Regions from separate parts of the Homo sapiens genome. Here region 1 is linked to region 2. A link is an interaction called in ENCODE POLR2A ChIA-PET data of the cell type or tissue named here. Cell type or tissue: MCF 10A. All regions are shown on one strand. Each heading gives the region's core, and the rest is flanking DNA. Links, peaks and the distances in the headings are about the cores only. Region 1 has its middle 160 kb from the start of TSLP. Region 2 has its middle 280 kb from the start of LINC01848.

Region 1 (9,591 bases), core at 1,905-6,904, 760 kb before region 2:
ATAAAGCTATATTACCTAACTAACGTTCTACAGTTAACAAAATGTTTCTAAAATTCTCTGAAATTATCTGGACTGAATGAATGGGTAAAAGCTATATGTTGATAATAGGTATGAAAATAAATTCGAAAACTTGCTTATGTTTAACACCCAAATGTAAAAAACTGCTACTTCCTTATACACTTGGTATGCTATTTTTAAAGTCCCCAGAAATAGGCTGAACATGATCTCAGATATGCTTTTCTTAAAATGCAGAAGGACAAATTAGCAGGAAGGGGTCAATTTAGATCCCATGTCACTCCCATAAACCACTAAGATTCTCAGAACGCAGGAAATCCTTATTTCATCCTGTTTTGGACACGTGAGATATGAGGACTTCCCAACCATAGGGTACATATAGAATCTTGCAGATTTAGGTGAGCCACAGAGGTTCATATCTGACAGAAGCAGAAGATTTCACATAGCATGGTTGCAAATTCAGCCCATATGTTCACCATAAAACACCTAAAGGATACTTAAGAACATTACTGCTTATAATATGTGTTCAACAATAACCTGGAAATTACTATGTATGCCAAAGTGATTCGATAACATGAGATTATTATCCATAATCCAAAAACTGAAAAGTTTAACCAGTGATTTAGTCAAACAAAATACAATTATATTTTTCTCTGGAGACAATCATTAGATAAAAGGGCCAACTATTTGCTAAGACCACACACAGACTGAGACCATAAAAGCATTATCTGCACACAAGAGGTTAATTGTTTGTTCTCAATATCAAGTTGCTAGAGGGGTGAGGGTGAGGCTCATACATTCAGTTCAGCCACAGAGATGTCAGATTTTAATGAACAATGTTTTTTTAAGGAGGGCCAGCATACAAACATACTTTATTCCCCTGAAAATTATTACTTGATTAATCCAGAGGCCATTTCCACTGATCCTGGGCTTTGGGACCTTATGGCTGTTCTGTAGGATTTACTGCATGCATGTGACTATTAAGGGATGAAGAGGAGGAGGGGCCAAACAGCTTTGGCCGAGTTCTGAGGAAATTCAAAGAAACAGAAAATAATTTGATATTGCTCCTCACAAGTTTCCTGACAAGGCGTTAAAAGGGTATCAATAATATCTTGTAGAGAAGAGAAAAATGTGTCAATGAGTGAGGATGGATGGTTAACAAGGCAGAAAGAAATGGAACCAGTTTGCTGCAAGAGTGGCAAGAGGAATAAACCCTACAATTCCCAGGGCACAGCAGAAGAGAGGAAATTGATTTAACTTGATTTAGTCCACTCCAAATTCAGCTGCGGCCAAAAACCATGATGGTGGAGAGATCCTATGGTCCACAAGACAGGGTGGCAGTGGGGACTTGGCCACACCCTGGCACTGAGAGGTGGGCCTCTAGCTGGGACGTCAGCAGTTCTGTGAGGCATCAGAGTGAAGGTGTGGTGCAAGGGTGGGAGGGACAGGCCTCTAGGAAGGGTCTACTTGTGTGCCCAGCCATGCATTCCTGGGAGTCACTCTACAGAGGATACTCAGCTGTCACAGAAACATGGCAGAACTGGAAAGGTGAAAAATGATGGAGAGAAACTGCATGTCTTTGAAGTCCTTGGGGAGCACACTCCTTATGGCTGAAAGGGGTATTTCATAAAATGCTCAAGAGCGAGACCCCCAAGGGCATGCTCAAGTCACAACAGATGTTTGCTGAAGTGACTTCTAAGTCTTGTGGACTGAAAAAACTGTAAAGTTTATTGCTAAATGAAGTATCCATGTAAGGGACTGGAGCTGAATTGAGGAAAGCATTTCTTTAAAAAAATGTTTGTGTCCACATTCTAGAGAATACAGCATGAAAAGGGAAAAAGGGGTAACTTTGCAGTGGAGGCACCTGACAAATATTGCTTCAACCAGGTCATGAAGGTCAACATCAACAGTGGAAAGTCACATTGATAGCATGTACCCCTGACGTGATATAATAAAAATAGCACAATACCTCTGTGGTTTTCCTTCCAAAACCCATAACCCCAGTTTAATCATGAGAAAAACATCAGATAAGTCCCAATAGATGGCCATTCTACAAAATAACTGACCAATAATCCTCAAAACTGTTAAGGTCACCAAAAAGAAGTAAAGTCTGAGAAACTGTCACAGCCTAAGGGGACCTGATGACTTAATGTAATGTGGTATCCTGGATAAAATCCTACAACAGAAAAAGAGGTAGAAACTAAGAAAATAGGAATAAAGTATGAAATTTAGCTAATAACAGTAATATATCAATATTGGTTTATTAATTGTAACAAATGTACCATGCTAATGTTAAATGTGAATAGGAGAAACTCAGTGAAGAGTATATGGAAGCTCTCTGTCCTATCTTTGAATTTTTTCTCTACATCTAAAAGTGGTCTGAAAATTGAAGTCTATTAAAATGTGTATGTCTGTATATCACTCACAAATATAAATATTAAACAAACATTAAAGGAGATCTAAGTCATTAACTTACCTCTCACTTATTTATGCAATTACAAGGACTGGTAAATCCTCTTTCTAAATGTCCTTTGACAATTCCTTTTTCCCTTGTCCCTTCTCTCTGTACCCTCACGCAGGCCCTTAATATTTTCCCTGAACTTCTGCCATCTCCTTTTGATCACTGTCTGTGACTGCAGTCTCTGCTCCTTTCTGACCCGATGTGCAACAGTCATTTCATAATTCATTTTTTTTCTAGTGTTAATTTCTTCTTTAAAGGTTTCCCAGAGACCCCACCATCGCCCTCGGTAAAAAAGAAATTCCCCTGGTCATTTAATGCCTTCAAGGTCTGCCCAGACATTCTTCTGAGCACATTTCTATCATTTCTTATGTTAACCCATTGATGCTCTTAGTGGTTTTCAGGTTTTAAAATATTTTTAGTAAACAGAGCTTCGTTTTTTTCCAAATAAAAACTTAAGTAGAAATCCAAGTTACAGATCAGATAAAGACACTGCCATAGGATGGCCTGGATCAAGAGATAACCTCCTCCTGCAAGATCTGTTGAACATCATCTGAAAAGCTTGTTTCTGAGTCAGTGGACTTCTCACTGTTTGTAGCGCACTGGGTTCCCCTGCCTTCAACTCGAATGCTTTTTATTCTTGTTTCTGCCAGTGTCACAGTCTACAATGCCCTTCTCCTGCTTCTTTCTCCATTTGGTCCTGTCAAAGTCATTCTCGTTTTTCAAACCTCTCCTGACAGGGCTTCTCTGATTGCCCAGCCAAAAATAGTGTCCCACTCCAGTGGGGTTCTTGGCCCTTGATTGAACTTCTCTTATGACACTTAATGAATGCTGGCTGATCTGTGACAGAATTATTTGATTATACTTATCCTCCTCATTAGTCCATTAGTCTGTAAATCCTTTAAGGACAGGATCTATGGTTTTTCATATCTGTGAATTCTCCACAACAGCTATCATGATGCCTGTACTTAGCAAGCTTTCTGTTAGTGTTATTTGAATAGATGGGTGGATAGAAGGAATGCCCTGAGTTTACTTTGGCTTGAACGGATGTTTCTGCTTTTGATCCTTAGCCTGTTTCCGACTCTTGGTATCTGTTTGCTTCTTTTACATTCTCTTACTTCTTTTTTTTTTTTGACTAATGACTTCCTATCTGACCACTAAATATGCCAACTCCCCGTGTCCTGGGAAGACACAGGGAGAAATGGATCTCAAGAGTTATTAGACTGCATCCCCCTCTCTTCGTGCCATGCTCTTCACCCAAATTTGAGTCCAGTGCCTGGGGCATTACAGGTATTCAATATGTGTTTATTGAAATATTGACTAAAGGAGAATAATTCGAAAAGACAGCATTTTTTTAAAAAACAAAAGTAGACTGTCTTCATAGCCTGTGTTTCTGTTGAGACTAAGCTGCAGCAACTGTATAGCTATCCATAGAGAGAGATGTTAACTACTCTCAAAATGACTTAAGGCATTCCAATTCAAACTTGGGGCTGTCTGCTTGCTTCTAAAACTTAGTACCCATTTCTGTACAAACCTCTTATTTACACTGTGTCATTTAGCCTGGTTTTCCCCTTGAATGCTGTTCTTGATAATGATTCACAAATATTTATTCTTAATGAAAATGTTGGAGAAGAGTACAGAGTGTGATGTTTCCCAGACCCTGCAGACGGCCCTAAACACAAACCTCTACAGATGGCCCTAATCCTCTACAGACGGCCCTAAAAAATCCTCTACAGACGGCCCTAAACACAAACCACAGTGATCAGAGCTTTGCAGACTGCAGCAGGTGACTCAGTACGAGAGTATGCATGCTTAGAGGATTTTGCAATGGTAATGAGTTGAAGATAAAAAAGATTAAGGGAATATTTTTAGTGTGAGTAGCTAAATTTAAAATCACATAAAGGTTATAGCCTGAATTTCCAAACTTGTTCACCTGTTTTTCCCAATACAACGTGAAAGACAAAATGTCCTATCTCACACCACACACACACACACACACACACACACACACACACACACACAAAATAAGAATGGTATTAAAAATGCTCTCCTTTTTGTTGTTTAAAATGATATAAATATATTCACTGGAAAAGATTCAAATCTAAAAAAAACACTAAACAAAATGAGAGCATTTCCCTCTTATGACTGCTTTCCTTTCCAGGGCAACCACACTTCTGAGTTTGCTGGTTATCCTTTCAGTCCATTTTACATGGATGTCTCTGTTTGCCTATATTACATTATTCTAATATACATTATACATAGATTAGACTACATGTGTATCAGTCACAATTTACTTTCAGCTGTATAAAAAATAAATAACCCAAGGAGCACTTATCTTTATGAAATAATAAGCCGAAGACTGGTAGGAGATCCACAATGCCAAGAGAGACCCAGATTCTTTATATCTTTCCAATTTTACCATTAATTGTTACTTTTACTCATACGTTTGTTACCTTAGGACCCCAAATAGCTGCTATATCACCAGCATTTTTTCACCTTCCACGGAGGAAGAGTGGAAAGGACAAAGAGCAGTGATGACCCCTCACAACCCATCAGTCAGAATACTGCCACTTGGCCCCACCAAGGTGCAAAGGCGTCTAAACCACAATTTTTTTTAAAGCTGAGCACATTGTCTTCCTGAATAAGATCAGAGGTTTCTTTGTAAGAAAAACTGAAGCAATAGTTACTGATAGGCAACTACCATGCCTGCCATAACTAATTTTGCTTTTCCCACTTAATAATATACCCCACATCCCTTCTCATGTTAGTACATTTATCATTATCTTTAATGACTATCTGGTATGCTAGTATATGAATGTGCAACTTTTTGGCTATTTTCCTACTGAGGTATGTATCTATTTTTGCTTTTTTTCTCTTTTTTTTTCTAAGCAGTGCTGATATGAGAAGCCATCAATCTTAACTTTATATTTGTAATTTTGTTATAAATTTATTTTCCTTATAAAAGCTTCTCCTACTTCCTTGTAAAACCTTTTTCCTATTTCCTTATAAAAGCTTCTCCCAATTATATAAACTTCAGATCTCGCCGCACCTGGAACTTACTTCTAAATATTTTATAACCTGCTACTTTTATTTCTTGTCTTCTAAATACCTGATATTTTAGTTGTTGGTATTTCACATTTTCAAAAGAGGATATAATCATCATCATTAATAATAGTTAACACATATAAGTGTTAATAATAGTTACCACATTATAATAGTTAACACATATAAGTGCTAGGCATAGTTCTACATGCCTTATTTTAAAATTAATTTAGTTCTCACAATGACCCTATGGGATAGATACTATTACTGTTCATGTTTCACAAACTGAGAAACTGAACCACAGAATGAATAAGACATAATGCCACAAAATTACTGGCAGAGCCATTTTCTTCAGTTTTTCCTTTTTTAAAATCCCAAGCATATTTTCTTATTTAATGTAATGGTACATTAAAAAATTGTTGAATGTTGAAAAACATATAAACCTACCTCTTATAATTTAAATCTTAATGAGAAATAGCACAGGATGAGAAAGATACATTTTCCTCCGCTTGTTCAATGTTAATAATATAGAAACAAGTTATCCATTTGACATTATTGAGAAATCATATGTTCATATAAATAATTTTTTCAGATAAAGAGTGCTTCATGCTTTACGAACACTGGACTGGATTTTTTTTAAAGGTGGTACGTATACACCATGGGGTACTATGCAGCCATAAAAAAGAATAAAATTATATCCTTTGCAGTAACGTGGATGGAGTTGGGAGCCATTATCTTAAGCAAATTAATGCAGGAACAGAAAATCAAATACCTCACGTTCTCATTTATAAGTGGAAGCTAAACATTGAATACACATAGACACAAAAAGGGGAATAATAGACAATGGGGACTACTTGAACCTATCAGATACTATGCTCACTACCTAGGTGACTAAATAATTTGTATACCAAACCCCAGAGACTCACAATTTACCCATATAATGAACCTGCACATGCACCCTTAGAACCTAAAATAAAAGTTGAAAAAGAAAAAACACAACGCTTACTGATGCCTACGATAGTCACAATTCTTTTGGTTTCCTAGCCACGAAAGAATACAGAGGGGCAGGTGCAGTGGCTCACACCTGGAGCCCCACCACTTTTGGAGGCTGAGATGAACAGATTACCTTAGCTCAGGAGTTCGAGACCAGCATGGGTAACATGGCAAAACCCTGTCCCAACAAAAGATACAAAAAAAAAAAAAAAAAAGCCAGGTGTAGTGGTGCACTCCTGTAGTCCCAGCGACTTGGGAGGCTGAGGTGGGAGGATCACTTGAGCCCAGGAGGCAGAGGTTACAGTGAGCAGAGATGGGATCGCTGCACTCCAGCCTGGGTGTCTGAGTGAAACCCTGTCTCAAAAAAAAAAAAAAAAAAAAAAAAAAAAAGAATAGAGAGGTACTCATCTTGATATCAGAATTAGTAACTTATATCATGACACAAATTAAAATGGCCCCTAAATCACTGTAGTTTGAGAATAGGATTACAAGAAATATTCCTATTCAATGTTCTCTGAAGAAAATAAAGCCTTGAAAAAACTTGAAGATGAACTTTGTAGACTAGAAATATTAAAAAAATTAAGAAAAAGTTAGATATCTTATGAATGTGTAAATAGATGTAGATACTAGTCTATTTTCTCATTTCTATCACAAAATAAAAAAGTTGAAAGTTGTCAAAGCTTATAAACACAGACCATACAAAGTACCATTTGCAGTCAAGAGAAATGCCAAGATAGGTGAAGATGCGGTATTAAAGAATAACTGCATAAAATTAACTATAGTACCTGTTGTATTACTGTGACAATTTTGTAGCTTCCTCCTGTTGCTATTACTGTGAGCTCAAGTGTTGCAAGCATCCTTGTAAAACACTCTAATCATCTCCACAGGAGCAGCTGTCTTTCCAGTAAATTTTGTATTGCAGTAAAAAGTTCTTTCTTGCAGTTCTTATGTATTTTTCATCATGGTTAGTACAACACCACAAAATTTAAATAAAACCATGGGATCCATATGAAGTGCTACTAGTGATGCTGAAAGTGCTCCCAATAAGCAAAGTCATGACATTACAAGGAAAAGTTGAATTGCTTGATATTCACCATAAATTGAGATCTGCAGCTGCAGTTGCCCACTGTTTCAATGAAAATGAATCCAGGGTGATATAGTTTGGATGTTTGTCCTCTCCAAATTCCATGTTGAAACATAAACCCCAATGTTGGAGATGGGGCTTGGCAGGAGGTGTTTGCATTACTGAATGGATCCCTCATGAATGGCTTGTTGCTGTCCTTGTGATAATGAGTGAATCTTTGCTCTAAGTTCACCCAAGATCTGGTTGTTTAAAAGAGTGTGGCACCTCCCCTCCCCTCTTTTGCTCCCACTATGGCCATGTGACATGCTGGTTCCCCCTTCCCTTCTGCCAAGATTGGAAGATTCTTGAGGTCCTCCCCAGGAGCAGATGCTGGATCTATGCTTGTACAGCCTGCAAAACCGTGACCCTGTTAAACTTCTTTTCTTTATAAATTATCAGCCTCAGGTATTTCTTTATAGCAACACAAGAGCAGGCCAATATGTGGAGTAAGGACCATTGTAACAAAAAGGGAAAATTGTGAAGCTTTTGCTGAAGCTGCACCAACAGGTGTGAAAATCTTGTGCTTTTTGTGAAGTACTTCTTTTTTTCACTTCTGACTTACACGGAAAGTGTGAAATACCTTTTTGTTTCATATTGAAAATGCAGCTTTTATGCGGGTTCAGGATTACTATGAGAAAGATATACCTATAGACCTTAATACAATTCAAGAAAAAGCAATGTCATTATATGACAACTTCAAGCAAAAGGAATATGAAGGATCTAAAGCTGGAGAATTTAATGCAAGCAATGGATGGTTTGATCATTTTAGAAAGAGATTTGGCTTAAATAATGTCAAGATAACAAGAGGAACAGTTTCTGCCAACTATGAAGCAGCAAACAAGTTGCTATTAAGAAAATCACTGAAGAGAAAAGGTATAGGCCCAAATACATTTTTAATGCAGACCATAGTGTCTTATTCTGGGGAAAAAAATGCCACAGAGAACATTTATTGGTAAGAAAGAAAGGCAAGCATCAGGATTTAAGGCAAGATGGGATAGGCTAACTGCACTGTTTTGTGCAAATCCAGTCAGGTTTATGATCAGGACTGTTTTTATCTATAAAGCTACTAACCCCTGAGTCTTGAAGGGAAAAGATAAACACCAGTTGCCAGTCTTTTGGTTGTACAACAAGAAGGCCTGAACAGAGAATCCTTTTTCTGGATTGTTTCCACTGATGCTTTGTCCCTGAAGTCAGGAAGCACCTTGCCAGTAAAGGACTGTCTTAAAGTTCTTTTAATATTGGAAAATGCCCTTGGCCTCACAGAGCCCCATGAGTTCAGCATCAAGGGTGTTGAAGTGGGTTACATGCTCCCAAATACAAGGTCTCTAATTCAGTCTCTAGATCAGGAGACCTCAAAGACCTGTAAGGCTCATTACACACAGTACTCTATGGAAAGGATTGTCAGTGCTGTGGAAGAGAATCCCAATATGGAGAACATCATGAAAGTCTGGAAGGATCACACATTTGAAGATGCCATTATTGTTATAGCAAAAGCCATGAAACCCATCAAGCCAGAAACAACAAATTCCTGCTAGAGAAAACTGTGTCAGAGGTTGTGCATGATTTCACAGGATTTATGACAAAGCCAATCAAGGAAATCATGAAAGAGATTGTGGATAAGGAAAAAAAAAAGTTGGGAGGTGAAGAGTTTAAGATATGGATCTTAGGGAAATTCAAGAGCTAACAGACACCACACCAGAGCAGTTAACAGAAGGTGAATCTCCAGCTAGTAGCTGGAGATGAGTACTTCCAAGCCAGTGCCAGATGATGAGGAAGAAGATATCGAAGAAACAGTATCAGGAAACAAATTGACAGTAGACAATCTGGTAGAAGGGTTCTGGTTATGTGATACTGCTTCCGTCTTATTTCACAACATGGCCCCTTCCATGATATGGGCACTGAAACTAAAGCAAACAATGGAAGAAGGGTTGGTACCATACAGAAATATATTTAGAGAAAT
Region 2 (9,591 bases), core at 3,054-8,053:
TGAAGCAGGTGAAAATCTCATAAAAGGCTGGTGGGAATCCCAAATGGTAGAGCCAGTTTGAAAACAGTTTGCCAGTTCCTTAAAAATGTACAGATACACTTACCAAATGATTTAGCAATGCCACTCATAAGTATTTACCCTAAGTAAATAAAAACTTGTGTCCTTCTGATCATGCAAAGACCTGTGTGTAAATCATATGAGTTTCTTTCAGCCCCCAACTGAAAGTAATTCAAATATCTATCCGTTGGTAAATGGATAATCAAAATCCATAGAATAGATTACCACTCTATAATAAAAATGAATGAACTACTGATACACTAATTAATCTCAAAATTATTATCCTAAGTGAAGGAAGCCTGATGCAAAAGGCATACTGATGATTCCATTTATGTGACATTTGAAAAAAAGGCGAAACTCTGGGGACAAAAAATAGTTTAGTCATTGCCAAGAACTACGGATGGAGAAAGAGATACACTACGAAGGGGCAGGAGGGTGTGTGTGTATATATACACACACACATATATATAAATGTATGTATATATAAATAAATATAATTTTCTATAAAAAATATATTTCTATATTATATATATATATATAATTTTTTTGAGACAGAGTCTTGCTCTCTCACCCAGGCTGGAATGCAATGGCGTGATCTCAGCTCACTGCAACCTACATCTCCAGGTTCAAGTGATTCTCCTGCCTTAGCCTCCTGAGTAGCTGGGATTACAGGTGTGAGCCACCGCGCCCAGCCCAGGAGGGTTTATTTTTGGAGTAACAGAAATGTTTCATATCTTGATTGCAGTAGTTATTACACAACTGTATATGTTTGTCAAAATTATCAAACTGTATACTTAAAATGGGTATTTTTATTATATGTAAATTATACCTCAATAAATACTTTTATAAAAAAGCAAAATCAAAAGAAAAAATATTCCATTTCTGCAGTTTACAATCTTGTGCAAATTATTTAACTTCTCTGACCTCCATCTCATCTGTAAAACTTACCACACTTGTACTCCCAAAGTCTTTGTATTCTGTAGCGTGTTCATTTTTATTGCTGTGTAGTAATCCATTATGTATATATAATACCTTTTATATATCCATTTTATTTCAGTTGTTTTCAGTTTTTGACTATTACAAGTAGTGTTGCTATGACATTATTGTGAATGTCTTTGACATACAAATATTTGATAACATGAATATGACTACCAAGAGGTAAATATTACCCCTGAGCTCTCATTTCCATATGACTGGTGAACTCAGATAATATATCACACAGCTAATTAGGCCAAGGTACTGACCACTGAAATTCCCTTTGGCAGCTTGTGTTATTATTACTGTTTTGAGATTTGGATACATTCTTCATATCTTCCATTAAATTTCCATCATGTTGCTTAAGCAGAGCCCTATTCCCCACCCCGACCCCTAGAACCTTCCCATCTGATACATGGCTTTGATGTACACATTTCTGATCTTGAGTCCCCATTAAGACATTCACCAAATCTTGGAGCTCAGCTGCTACTTGGATTCCCATTGGCCTATACCATAGCTACAGAAGTTTCCCCTTCAAAAACTGGGGACCTATACAACCCCTTTGGAAAGATGCTTGTCAATATCTATAAAAAAGGAACATAAACATGATCCAATAATCCCACTCTTTGCTGTATACTCATCAGAAATGTATACATATATTCATGAAAAGATATTCATAGTAATGTTCATAGCAACACTATTTGTCATATCCAAAAACTGGAAACAACCCAAATAGAATGAATATAAAAGGTGTTATATACACATAATGGTTTATTGCACAGCGATAAGAATGAACAAACTACACTGTGCAATAATGTGGATAAATCTCACAAATATAACAAAAAAGGTAGACACAAAAGAGTACATATTATATGACTTCATTTCTGTAATATATAAATACAGGGAAAGATACTATGTGATGCTAGAAGTCATGATAGTGGTTACCCTGACAGGAAGGGGTGAATAATGACTAGAAGGGGCTAGAGGGATCTTCTTGGAGTCTTGGTAATATTGCTTCTTGATATAGGTCTTTTGTTCAGTTTATGAAACTCATGGGACAATAAATTTATGAATTGTGTGCTTTTCTGAATGTTACCATAAAATGGTACAATACTTCAATTTTAAAAGCATATGTAAAAACCATAAAATATTTAATATATTTACATTAATAAATAAATTCATGGTTAAAAAGCATATGTAAAAACAATAAAATATTTAAAATATTTACATTAGCAAATAAATTCATGGTTCATACAACCTCCCCCTGCCTCACTCCATTCCTTTAGCCACATAGTGTGAGATCATATTCTCTCCCCAAACTGATCAATCTGATTTAAATAAAGCAACCTTATAAAGCAAGTCCTCTCCATTCACCAAAGTTCATGACTGACACAGATGCCAATGGACCATGGCTGTCATGGTTGCCAACATTCAATCTAACCTAGTTTTGAAAGAGGTTAGAAGTCAAACACATGAATTAAAATGAGTCCAATATATTTCCAGTGTATATAAATAATTTTTTAACGAAAAGGATCAGAACCAGAAATACGCTTCTAATGCCTACCTAGAATTTACTTTCTCTTAATTGGGAATCGTCGTATCTTAAATTTCCAGGAGTTTTTAAATGTTTTTTGTTTCTTTCCCCATGAATTAACAAAGCCAATTTAAGGGTAATTTGGACTCTAGCATTCATGTTTTGTTTTTTGTTTTGTTTTGTGTTTAATTTGTTTTTTGTTTTGTTTTGTGTTTACTTGTCTTGTTTTGTGTTTAACTCTAGCATCCATGTTTTGTTTTTTGTTTTGTTTTGTATGCTTGAGATTTACAAACTGATGGTATGAGATACAAAAGGTTTTTAGAGGGAAGAAAATTAATATATATATATAACTTCATATCGTTACTTTTTTCTATGACAAGAGCTTCTAAAAAATCTTAACAAAAATCCTGAATACAATACAATTTTATTAACTATAGTCCTCATATTATGTTAGATCTCTAGACCTATTTGTCATACATATCTGCTACTTTGGATCCCTTGACCTACATCTTCTCGTTTTCTCTCTTCAAATCCCACCACCCCTAGTAACCACTGTTAATTTTCTGTCTTTGTATATTTGACCTTTGTTTTTATATCCCACATATAAGTGAGATCATGCATTAATTTTCTTTCTGGGTCTGGCTAATTTCATTTAGCATAATGTCCTTGAGTTCAATCTATGTTGTGACAAATGGTAGGATCTCCTTTTTTAAGGCAAAATAATATATACATGATATTTATATACCAATATATAATCTCACATTTTCTTTATCCATTTGTCTGTTGATGGACACTTTTTATCAGTTGTTTCCATACCTTGGCTTTTGTGAATGACAAATGCAATAAACCTGGGAATGCAAGTATTTTTATAGGGCTTGGTGATTTAATTTCCTTTGCATATATACTCAGAAGAGGGATTCCTGGATCATATGACAGTTCTATTTTTAATTTCTTTAGTAACCTCTATAGTGTCTTCTATAATGACTGCGCCGAATTACATCCCTACCAACAGTGTACTAGGGTTCCCTTTTCTCCACACCCTCACCAACATTTGTTATCTCTTGTCTTTTTGGTAATAGCAATAGAAGCCTTTTTTTAAGGCCTAAAAAATAAAAGAAGCATATAACATTTCTCTGTGAATTTATAAGCTTCATTCATTAGCAACATGCTGAGTTTAATAATATCAAGTAATAACATGGCCCATTACCGAGGATTTTAGTTTTTCAGAATAACACACATAGCTATATTTGCATCAACCTTTTGGGCAAAACTCATAAAACGGTATAACATTGCCTTGTTGCCAGATTCAACCCATTTCCCAGCAAACCTGATAGTCGAAGACTCTGAAGACACTTTAAATTTAGATTTGTTAGAAAATAGATTTGGACACTATTTGATATATCCACACTCCAGAGAGAATTCTAAATATACTTTTGAATCTACCACTTCCCATTCTAGTCTCAGTGATGATTCCCACTTATATTATAAAGAGCATTAGCACAAAAATGTAACCAGACCCGTAAGGCTAAAGATTGTCTACATTTGTTTTCAAAGAGGCTTTGACATCTCCAGTTACATACACATTGGATACACCGCTGCCCTCTGCCCAGAGGAAATACATTTCCAGACTTGATTCCCACAGATGACACATACAGATTTTGCTTCACCTCCAGTCTGACCTTTATTTTGAATTCCCTTGCATTAATTAGCTTGAGGCATTTTTAGGAAAACTAACAAAGAGCACACTTCCTTTTCTTTCTTCTTTTCCTTCTCTTCTTTCCCCAAACATTTATTGAGTACTTCCTATATTTCAGACATAGGTAATACAAAGACAAGTAAGACACTGACCTACACTACTATAAAATTCCTACCAAGCTACCAATTTTAGACAACTTGAGTTTCCTTAGCATCTTGGAATCTGACTCTGAGTTAGTTTCTGATGAATAACCTGCACTTCTTTAAAAACCCAGCTTTGCTACAGACCTTTGCCTATTAGACTACAGCTGAAACAAAGGGCAAGGATTCCTCCACTATGTTCTTTAGTACTCCCAACACCTCCTTGACCATCCCCTTCTCATTCACTCCACCCACTGACTTTCATGGCCAAGTTGGTAAGGTGATTTTACTAGGAATCCCAAATGACTAGAAATAGCCATGCATCTTCCCAGAATCCCCAGAGCAATTTTTGTGCTGAGATTTTCTGATGACTGTATTTCACAGATGAGGACCGGGGATTAGATGCAAGGCACAGAAAGCCAGCACTGACCCAGGAAGAACCTTAAACCATCTGATCCCTACTTTGGTGCTTTTCAACTTTGTTCTAGAATATTTATGGGGATTTGTCATTGTAAAGATACAGTGATGAGGGAAACAGCCTTTAATCTCTTAGTAACTATAAAATCATAAATAAATATGCTATAACTATCCCAACTGATTTTTCCCCCAATCAATTTTCAACTTGATTTCATTTCAGGGTCAACGCTGAGAGTCATTTTATATGCAGACAAAGTCCTTTATTGCAGAATTTACTGCTTCTCAGTCTCTCAACGAGCTTACTAGTCCTGGATCAGAATTTCAATTGTGCTAACACTAAGGGCTACATTTTTTTCTGGTTAGGTAGCTGGCAATTAGTACTAATAATATGAGAATTGTGACATATCCTTACATTCTTCCAGTAGATTGATACCTACCTTAAGGAAAAAGCAGTGCTGGTTTTATTAAAATTTGAGGTGTTCTTCCTAAGCTCAGGGTATATCTGCTTATTTCATAAGACACAAAAACAAGGTATCTTTCTGCAGAAAGTGAGACAGTTATTTTAAAAATAAAACTATATCTGCTTCTATTGTTTGGTATTTCAAGTAAAAGTAATGTTTTAAGCCCAATTATTTGGATAATTGCCCAAAGAACTATTTACTGTAAGATGTGTGTGTGTGATCCTATGAAAACAAAAAAAAGTACACATTGTAATTTTTAATTATTCAATACATGGTACTTAAAAGTCTACCAAAAACGAATCCAGTTAAAAATAAACCAAATGTGCATAGAAAATAATGAGGGAAAGTGTGGTTAAGATTTTATCTTGAAAAAGGAAACTAAAAATTTTGAAATTTAGATCATTTTATCTAACTATTAGTAAAATACAAATTATAATTGCAACTAGGCTATAGAACACAAGCAGGCAAACTCTAGCCTGTGGGGTAAATTTGCATGGCCTAGAAGCTAAGAATATTTTTTAGATTTTCAAAGGATTATTAAAAAATATATATATATGACAGAGACTATATATGGCCCACAAGATATCATTCCATCATTCCTTTTTTGTATTATACATTTTTTGTTGTTTCTGTATCTTTTTCCTTATAAACTTTATTTTTATGTACTTAGAGGATACTGTGCTTTATGTAATCTTCTGGAACTTCTTTCACTTAATATTATATTGCTAACACTTATCCAGATTGTTGTGTGTTGATGAAGTTTATTTTTTAAGCCACTGTATCATCATTCTATGGTGTAAATATGCCACTATTTATCTACTCTCCCATTGATGGGCATTTTTCCAGATTTTGCAATTGTTGAGAGATTGCTCACAACATTCCTACGCATGTTTTATCCAGTGAGAAATTTAATCTTAGTCATATACTTAAGAATGGAATTGTACCCAGGTCCATAGATTATATAAATTTTTCCTTTAGGAGATAACACTAGACTATTTTTCCAAAGTGGTATCCCATTTACACTCCCACTAGCAATATGAAAGAGATTCTTTGGATCTACATGTCTTCAACAGTTGAAATTGTCAGACTTGTCAATTTTTGGCAAACAAGTGATATCTATGTGGTTTAAAATTGAACTGTCTTTATCACTATTGGTATTGAAAATCTCTTCCTATATGTATGGGACATACAAGTTTCATTTTCTGTGAGATGACAGTTTATGACACTGGCTCATTTTTCAGTTTATGTTTTGCTTACTGATTTCTAAAAGTTCAGTATATATTATTGATACAAATCACTTATTGTGTGAATTGTAAATATCTCCTCCCATTTTGTAAATTGTTTCTAAGGTTACTTTTGATTAATTATTAATAATTTTAATACAGGCATTTAAAATTTTTTTCTATACTCAATAATTTTTTCCTAAGAAATCTTTCCCTACTTAAATATCTAAAAAATAGTTACTTTATTTTCTATAGAGTTTTCAAATTTTGTTTTTGAAATCTGAGTCATTTATTTTCTAGTAATAGTTCAATTTTGTCTTGACTTATAAGTTAATTTAGGGATCCAGTTTTATCTTTTACTATATGGATAACCATTTTTCCAGCTCCATGATATGACATGCCACCCCTATCATATATCACTTGTGTCATATGTGGATCTTTTTCTGAGCTCTATATTCTATTCTGCTTGTCAATTCATTCTTGGTTGTATTAAAGCCACACTGCCCTAATTACTATAGCTGCATACTAAGCTTTGCAGGCAAATCTCCGCTTCTTATTCCTTTTTAGAAGTGCTCTGTATACTCTTGGCTAATTTCACTTTCATATGTATTTTAGAATTATTTTACCAACTCTATTTGAATTTGGATTAAAATTAAAATAAATCTATTTCTTAATTTGGAAGACTCGACATCTTGCCAATATTAAGTTCTCCAATCCATTGATTGGTGTGAAATATTTCTTCAGTTATTTATGTCCTCTATTAAATCTCTTAATAACATTTAAAATTTTTCCCTGTGGAGATCTTACACATCTTTTGTTTATTTTATTCCTAGGTACTTGATACTACTCTACAATATTGTAAATTATAATTTCTCTTCAATTATCAGTGCTAAACTTTTTCTTTCTTTTTAAATTTTGTTTTCTAATTATTGGCTAGATAGAAATGCAACTGACTTTTGGATACATCGATCTCCAGATTTTGCTGAACTCTTTTTTCTAATTATTTTAGAAGCTTTTGGGTTTTCTTTGTTTAGAAAATCTGAATTATGAGTTTTGTTCCTTCTTTTCTATCCTTATTTATCTAATCTATTTTTATTTTCTTCTGATGCTGTCTAGGAACTCCAAGGCAATGTTCAATAAAAGTGGTAAAGTGGACATGCTTATCTCATTACTAATTTTAAAGGGAATGCTTCTAGTCTGCTCTAAAATTTTTAACATTTTTATTACATTTAGAACTTTTTCTTCTCTTCATAATAGGAATTTCATCATGATTTGGTTTTGAATGTATTGTAACAGACTTTTTCTTCATCTATTGAAATGAACTTTTGAGATTTCTACTTTAAACTTTTAATGTGATAAATAACATTTATGGATTTTCTAATATTAAACTTGTCCCACATATATGAAATCAACCCATATTGATCATGGTATATTATCTATTTTATACATTTCTGAATTAGATTCCAGAATAATATTATAGTTTTATTCTTGAGTGAAACAGGCCTTCATAATAGGCCTATTTCCAGTAGTTTCCTTTTCAGGCATTCTTCTTTTATAACATAATAAGAGCTATAAGTATAGCAAAGAACAGCTTTTGCTACCCCAAATTTTAATTTACATAGTTTTCATTATACTTCAGGTCTATGTCATTATGAATTTCCATTTTTAAAATTTTCCTTAATCTGTACTTTATTTAGTGGCACAGTACTAAGTTTGCATTTGTGGAGGCACTGCCAATTCACCTTTGTGTCATTAACTTCCAGCTTAATTGCTAAATGATCATAGAGATCATGGTTTCTAAACACCGCATATTCTCACTCATAGGTGGGAATTGAACAATGAGATCACATGGACACAGGAAGGGGAATATCACACTCTGGGGACTGTGGTGGGGTCGGGGGAAGGGGGAGGGATAGCACTGGGAGATATACCTAATGCTAGATGACGAGTTAGTGGGTGCAGCGCACCAGCATGGCACATGTATACATATGTAACTAACCTGCACAATGTGCACATGTACTCTAAAACTTAATAGTACCCGTGATGGCTAATATTGAGTGTCAACTTGATTGGATTGAAGGATGCAAAGTATTGTTCCTAGGTGTGTTTGTAAGGGTGTTACTGGAGATTAACATTAGGGTCAGTTGACTGGGAAAGGCAGACCCACCCTCAATCTGGGTAGGTACAATCTAATCAGCTGCCAGCGAGGCTAGAATAAAAGCAGGCAGAAGAACACAGAAGGACTAGACTGGCTAAACCTTCGGCCTTCATCTTTCTCCTGTGCTGGATGCTTCGTGCCCTCGAACATCAGACTCCAAGTTCTTCAGCTTTTGGATTCTTGAACTTACATGAGTGATTTGCCAGGGGCTCTCAGGCCTTCCAACACGGGCTGAAGGCTGCCATATCAGCTTCCCTACTTTTGAGGTTTTGGAACTCAGACTGGCTTCCTGGCTCCTCAGCTTGCCGACAGCCTATTGTGGGACTTCAGCTTGTAATCTTGTGAGTCAATTCTCCTAATAAACTCCCCTTTATATATACATCTATCCTATTAGTTCTGTCCCTCTAGAGAACCCTGACTAATACAGTACTGATTCTTTGAAATTTATTGATTTTTTTGCCTAATACATGACTAATTATTAGAAATGTTTCCTATACATGTGAGAAAAACATGTAGTGTTTAAGTTTGGATTCAGAACTCTATGTAGCTATCCATTTGGGTCAAGCTATTTAACACTGACTTTTTTACCCTGAAATGTACAGTTTTCTGCTCTAATCTTTATTATTTCTTTTCTTCTACTAATTTTGAGTTTGGTTTGCTTTTACTTCCCCAATTTTTTAAGATACATCATTATGTTGTTTATTTGAAGTTTTTCTTTTTTGATATAGGCACTTACAGCTATAAATTTCTCTTAGTACTATTTTCACTATATCCCATAGGTTTGAGTATGTTGTGCTTCTATCACCATTTGTTTCAAAAAATTTTTCAATTTTCTTCTTAATTTCTTTAATGACCCCACTGGTCAGTCAGAAGCATATTGTTTAATTCCCATGTCTTTGTATCGTTTCCAAAATTCCTCTTGTTATGGTT

The links. ChIA-PET counts read pairs that join two places held together with the same protein. Peaks named below come from ENCODE experiments on the same cell type or tissue, not always from the same donor. Only the 100,000 strongest peaks of a DNase experiment are listed, where the experiment ranks them.
Region 1: POLR2A ChIA-PET joins it to region 2 with 6 read pairs; 1 of 35 experiments calls an interaction of 5 or more read pairs at or near these places.

Annotation. Positions count from the first base shown.
Region 1 is chr5:110,911,223-110,920,813 of GRCh38, reverse strand. No RefSeq gene overlaps it. Among named protein-coding and RNA genes, the nearest start is that of TSLP, 160 kb to the left of the region's middle. In MCF 10A, for the core only: no CTCF peak of the experiment used is centred there; a DNase peak (open chromatin) is centred at 4,253.
Region 2 is chr5:110,155,958-110,165,548 of GRCh38, reverse strand. No RefSeq gene overlaps it. Among named protein-coding and RNA genes, the nearest start is that of LINC01848, 280 kb to the right of the region's middle. In MCF 10A, for the core only: no CTCF peak of the experiment used is centred there; a DNase peak (open chromatin) is centred at 6,128.